2 separate regions of the Mus musculus genome follow, and region 2 is linked to region 1. The links are chromatin contacts, found by Hi-C or POLR2A ChIA-PET in ENCODE. All regions are on one chromosome and are shown on one strand. Each heading gives the region's core, a stretch centred on a gene start or an enhancer-like site at or near the end of the contact. The rest is flanking DNA. Distances are from core to core; before and after follow the strand shown. Region 1 holds the start of Ppdpf (pancreatic progenitor cell differentiation and proliferation factor). Region 2 holds the start of Rgs19 (regulator of G-protein signaling 19).

Region 1 (2,845 bases), core at 117-2,616:
GGTATCACTGGGAAGGGTCTCAAGGAGCTGTCAGGAAAGCCTGGGAGCAGTATAGCATCCAGCAGGAAGCAAGGCTGGATTCAGTAATGTTTCAAACATACCAGGGGAGGGTGGCTGCTGTGAGTTTATTTTCTGCTTTGTGCCAAGACACAGTTATGGGGTCAGGAAAGTTCAGTGCTGTGAACCAAGAGGGGGCTCTCTCCAGCTTCTACTGGTTTCTCTTGTTCAGCCTTCCTAGTTTACAGGGAGGGTCGAGAGGGTAGGCACTGGCCTAGCACCACTTCAGCTTGGGCAGGCTGCAGATTCTGATAGGTCAGGAAAGGTCCCTGGGGTTGGTCTGGCCAGAATGGATGACTGGCTGCTGCTTCATGGTTTCAGGAGTCAGGCCACAGGTCATCGGGCTTCTGGAGACCTGGGGGGATTCTGCCGAGCTGTAAGGAGAGCATAGGTCACTGGGTCGGCATTTGCTTTAATTGGGGCCACCCCCACAACCACATGGAAGATGGACTCACCGCTCAGGAGACTCCAACACTGTAGTCATGAACGGGAGTGTGGATTTCCCGAAAAAGAAGCTGGCCCACCAGTGGCCCGGGTCGGCTTTGGGAAGACCTGAGGAGCAAAGGAGGGTCACGATGGGGTCAAGTCCTTCTCCACGCTACCCATCCCCCACCCCACTCCGCCTTAGGACGTGAACTCTGCCCTTCCGCTGGCTGGTTCTGCACTTACCCGGGGACTGGAGCACGGCGTCCCCAGGGTACTCGGCACTTCCGCCGGAGCTGCTGCTGGACGAGGAGCCCAGGCGTCCTGGGAAGGGGAGGCGGGTCAGCCACAGGGCCCTGGGCCAGCCCTGGGCGGGGCTGGCGAGGGGCTACTTACGCCGATAGTAGTCATGGGTAGCCACGAGCGAGCCGCTGGAAGGGATGGCTGCCATGCTTCAGGACCGAGGCGCTGCGGAGACGAGAGCAGAATGTGGGCCCTGGTCACCGCACACCGGAGGGTTCCCCGAGTCTCCCGGGTCCTGACAGTGCCAGGTTTCCAAGCGGCTCCAACCAGCCCGGTCCGGCTGCGTGGTGAGACAAAGGGGCTTTGTCTGCTCCTGGCCCCAAGAAGACGCGCCTCCCCCACCCCACCGCCGGCTGCCTTCGTCACTGCCCTCACCTCGGCGGAGAACCCCTTCCTTGCAGGCTTCGTTTTTAGGCCACCAGGGCGCTAGGCCGCGGAGCCCATTTGCAAAGATAACCCACGAAACACCACTTTAGGACCCACGCGCGCTATGCGCACGCGCGTACTTAGTAGCTTTCCTGCACCGCAAAAGACGCACCACTGGGAGGCGGGGCGCGCGTCAAAGCCCCTCCCGCTTCACAGCGGGCCCACCCATGAGACTTTTGAGCTCCCCTGATAGACCAGAAGTAGCACGAAGTGGTCCCGCCCTTCCCTATTAGACTCCACCCCGAGCGGAGCAAGAATCCACCCTACCTTCTGCAATGCTAGGTTCTGCAAAGTTCCACATTGGCCCTAACCTCCTTGATCAAACATCTGTGGTTTCGCTCCAGTCGAAACCAGCTCTGCTGCTTTTTTCCTGCCTGGTTCGGACTCGAACCCGGATAGAAGAGGTTAAAGAATCTCATGTGCCCCTCAGTCTGTGCCACCCTCTCGGATGTGGTCTCATGTAGTACAGCCTGTTTGGTGTTCTTGTTCCCTTTACTTGGGGCTGCCCGCTGCTTTCGCTGGTCCCCGCAGGCTTTATTTTCCACGTACCTCACTCCGACCCTTGACTGAGTGGATCTGTTTAACATAAGTAAGCACAAGCTGTTGCCGCGCACCTCCCTACCATCGCAATCTCTGTTTTCTGGGCTCACTGGATGGTGCCTGGAGCCCCCAAGCGGTCCTGTAGGGAATAGCCTGCCCTTGGTAAGCTGAGGAGCTGTCTGTCTTTCAAGTCCTGACTCGCATTGTTGTTCATCATTCCCAACCTGTGTTCTGTTTGGAGAGGAGTGATGGAAGACAGACGAAGCCTTGGGGTCAGAGAGAGCTCTAACAGAGACAGTCTCTAGTAGCTTCCATTGTTGGTCGGAGACTCATGTTTGGGGGGAATCAAGTTAGGGCTGGCCAGCATGCCCTGCCCACCCTTCCCTTCCTCAGCAGCCTGTGTTCTGTCAGACCGAGAGGATCATGAGCCAGCTTCGTGCAGCATGCTTCTCCTATAACCAAAGATGCTGGACTTCATTGGAGGCTCAGGGAGAACCGACTAGGCTGAGGCTAGTAGGATCCCAGGAGGAGGCTCTTGTGTCGCCGAAGTCTCAAGGCTGCTTGGCTGGGACCCTTTGCTTGGATTTGTTGAGACCTACTCTGTGCAAGCATTGATCCAGGCTCGGGAAAACCAGACAAGAAATGGTCCAGTAGGGGTGCTGGTTTAGAGATCATAAAGGAGATGGGTAAGGTGTAATGAAAAAGAGGTGGGGGCAGTTGACATGACAGCAGTACAAGTGAGTAAGGCCACTGATAAGGACCGTCCTGGTGACACCAGGAGGGTGAGACTTCTGTCTTCATAGTGTTATGTACTTCAGATTCTATGACTTACCCTGAACTGTCCTGGTCAAGTACATGGGCATCTCCAGTGGTTATTAGCTATTTCCTGTAGTGAAAATTCCCTCTGAAAAGAAAGTAAAGGATATATGCCTAGTTCTATTGCATCTTCTTATGCCTGCTCTTTTCTGAAGGGAAAGAGAGGAACAATGGATCTGGGGAAGATGGGAGATGGGCAAGGTCAGGGAGAAGGAGAAAGGGAGGCTGCTGTGGGGATGTATTGCATATGAGATGAGTGAAAAATAAAACCTCCCAAGAA
Region 2 (3,097 bases), core at 195-2,694, 510 kb before region 1:
ATACCAGTGAGGGACTAGGTGTACAGAGGCAGCTAGGAAAGCCGGCATAGGATCCCTCTGTCTGAAGGAAATCTTGCAGGAATACAAAACCTGTGCCCCACGCACCATCAGGTGGGGCTTGTGAGGACCTAGGGGCACTGCTCTCAAGCAGAGTTTATTGGGCTCCAGTTCAATTCCCGCTGGCATCGCGTGTTCAGTGCTCCTGCTCTCCTTCCTGGGTTTAGAGGCATTCTCTGTGCTTAGGGAAAGATGCTAATTGTGTGGTAAGCAGATGTAAGGTGGCAGAGAACAGGTAGACAGGCAGGTAAAAGGAATTAAGAGGAAAGCATACTGACTTCTACCCACGGTCATGCCCACACCAAACACTGCAGAATCAGGTTTGGTTTGTGGCCTCCATCAGGTACTCATCCATGTCTACTGGGCCTCCATGTTCTGACCTGTGTCTACCTTAGGAATATTATCTAAACTAAAGTAACTTCCTGTTCAGATGTGCTTAGCCTCTACCTTACTTAGGAAGCCGCCAGCGTGGCAGCCAAAGGGTTCTGTGGTCAACTCATAAAGCCCCCCTCAGAGCCTGGGAGTCTCTCACCCATTGTTCTCTCTTCATCCTGGACCCCTCAGCATCATGGCAACATCCTGTCTCCTCACCTTTCACCCCATCCCTTTCTTGCCTGTCTCCCATTCTAGTCCACTGCAGTCAGTTCAGTTAGTCTGCCTCTGCCCCACTGCCTGAAGAACTCATGTGAAGGATCTCCTTTGCATCCCTGACTTAATATGTATGATGTAGTATGTGAGCATTAACAACTTGTGTGACTGTGTGTCCTGTGCTGGAACCACGAGCCCCAACGGACCACTATGAACACTGGCCCAAAGCATGCTGGGATAATGAACTAACTCAATTTTATACCCAATGACAAAGGATCTGAAGAGTTGACCAAAGAGCAAGGCCATTTGTGGTAAAGGCTATCTTGGAGCAGTTTGAGAGTTCAGAAGGGACTCAACCAGGCCCCAGAAACATTCGGGGTGATTTGATGTAAGAACTTGCTTTACGCTGCAGTCCCTGAACCTCCCTTTCGGGCAAAGTTCGAATGCAGAGTGACAGACTCTTAATGCTACGTTACAGACTAGCCTCAGAAAGGCGAAGAGTCGGACCAGACGGGGCAGTACCACAGGCCAGTCCTTCCCACAGGCCTCTTCTAATCCTGGCGAGCCAAGTAGCACACAGGGCTCAGCTCTGGTGTTCAACATAAAGGTTGGGAAAACCCAGCTAACAAGAATGGAGCGCCGGCTCAATCCACTCTCTGTACGACTCACCCCTCAGGGTCACCATGCCACGCTACCGCGGGACGACACGCCAGCCGCGGGTGGGGCACAGGAGCCGCCGCGGGGCGGGGCACTGCGGGCGAGCAAGCGCTGGGGCTCGAGGAAGTCCCGGCCCCTCTCTTTGGGGAAGTACCGCGGAGGCGCCTGCGCACTGCGCCCCCTCCCCGGCGACCAGCAGGACTTCGGAGCGCGCGGGCGGCGTGACTCGGGGACGCGGCGGTGAGTGCTGCGCCGGACCGTGGACGGGCCCTGGCGATATAGATGCCGGCTCTGTTCCCGGACTTCAGTGACCGGTCCACGTGGATCTAGGTCGCAGTAGGACCAGACCCACCCCTTGCGCGTGGGGGAGGGAGAGCCGCAGCAAGGTTCCCCTTTTTCTTCAGCTCAGAGCGTTGAGAAGTGATTGCTCAAAGGTGGGGGCCGGAAGAACCCAGGTTTCCGCGTCTCCTGCCCGCTAGCTTGGTGGGGAGGGGCCAGACGAGACTCCCGACCTGCCACCTTACCCACCCTTCGAGTTGGGTCCGCTAGCAGTTGGCCCGGTGAGCCATAAGGGTGAATGCTGCATCCTCGGCCCCATCTGAGCGGGGACTCCGTGAGCCTTTCTACCTCGTGCCCGGGAGTACGTCTTGCTGTCTGACTTAAATCCCTACTGCTTTAGAGCACGCCCCTTCGGCAGCCAGGGTGGGGCCCAGTCCGAACCTGGCCCTCCCGCCCCCATCTGCCTTTAGGTCGCTGGTGAGTTGGGCGCCATGGCGAATTCCTTAAGAAAGGGGTGGGGGCGCCAGAGACAGCAAGAGGGACCGTGAAGGGGAGACCAGCCTTCCAGACAACCCCACCTGCAAAAAAGCAGGAACTGGGTGGGGGCCTACCATTCCACAGGTGGGCTTGGGCAGCTGGGTTCGCCATGGTGAGAGGCCGGCCCTGCCATGGAGGTATAGGTAGGACAATGACAGTGTTGGATGGAAGTGAGAACGGATCCGGTCAGTCCTCCTCCCAAAGGTTATGACTTTTTTCCTGGAATTTTTTTGGTCTGGGTGGGCTTGGGCATTCTTTTTGCTTCTGTAGAGCAACACTGACAGCCATTCACCAGAGAGCTTCTATCCCCAGAGACCAGATTTGCTGAATCTGGCCTCTTAGCATAGACTTGGGAGGCCAATACCTGGGAGGCTTGGGGAGGAAAGGAACCCTCCAATAGGCATGTGGAGCAGGACAACCCTGATTCAGACTCTAGGCTCTCCTTGCCCAGAAAGGAGGCAGTAGTGAAGAGCACCCTGGACGACATGGGTGGTCCCAACTGACCTTTGATGGGTGCAAGGAGCTAGAAAAAGGGGCAGGGCACCCAGCGTACAGACCCCATGTCCAGTCGGCTGACTGGAGATGGACCCCATGAGGAATGGTCTCTACAGGGTGACAGGTGAGGGATGATTTTGAACAGCATGGAGACCTCAGGCTACCCCACCCCTTTTCCCTAGAAACTCAACTGCTGGAAAGTACAACCCAAGCTACTTGTGTGTCCTGATTCGCTTGCTTGGAGACTTGAGAACCCACCATCTCAGAAAGCCTCAGGTGGTGAAGCTGCCCAGTATACAGAGATCAGACAGAAAGAGGACTAAAAGGCCTCTTCTGAATGAAGGGCTACAGGAGGGTAAATTTCACTGAGAAAATGTGTGCCCCAGGCTGATGAGAGGAAGGTAGACAAAGCAGAGGCTTAAAGCGTGGATGGCTTCCACCTGGACAGAAGTGGGCACAGGCCGAGGAGAGAGGAAGCATTCAA

What was found. A loop is a pair of places that touch in the nucleus more often than their neighbours do. ChIA-PET counts read pairs that join two places held with the same protein, here RNA polymerase II (POLR2A).
Region 2: a map of v-Abl transformed pro-B cells shows a loop between it and region 1 (2.4-fold over the local background). The contact joins the promoter of Rgs19 here to the promoter of Ppdpf in region 1. A Hi-C loop is called at or near these places in 1 of 37 maps with a recorded cell type or tissue (v-Abl transformed pro-B cells). POLR2A ChIA-PET finds 5 or more read pairs at or near these places in 1 of 5 experiments (Patski).

Annotation. Positions count from the first base shown.
Region 1 is chr2:181,185,768-181,188,612 of GRCm38, reverse strand. It overlaps Ppdpf (pancreatic progenitor cell differentiation and proliferation factor), which reads right to left and starts at 1,366. Exons shown (of 5, transcript NM_001356427.1): 1 at 1,159-1,366; 2 at 877-948; 3 at 727-804; 4 at 513-609; 5 at 109-431. The coding sequence starts at 931. The coding sequence ends at 314.
Region 2 is chr2:181,692,324-181,695,420 of GRCm38, reverse strand. It overlaps Rgs19 (regulator of G-protein signaling 19), which reads left to right and starts at 1,444. Exons shown (of 6, transcript NM_026446.4): 1 at 1,444-1,542.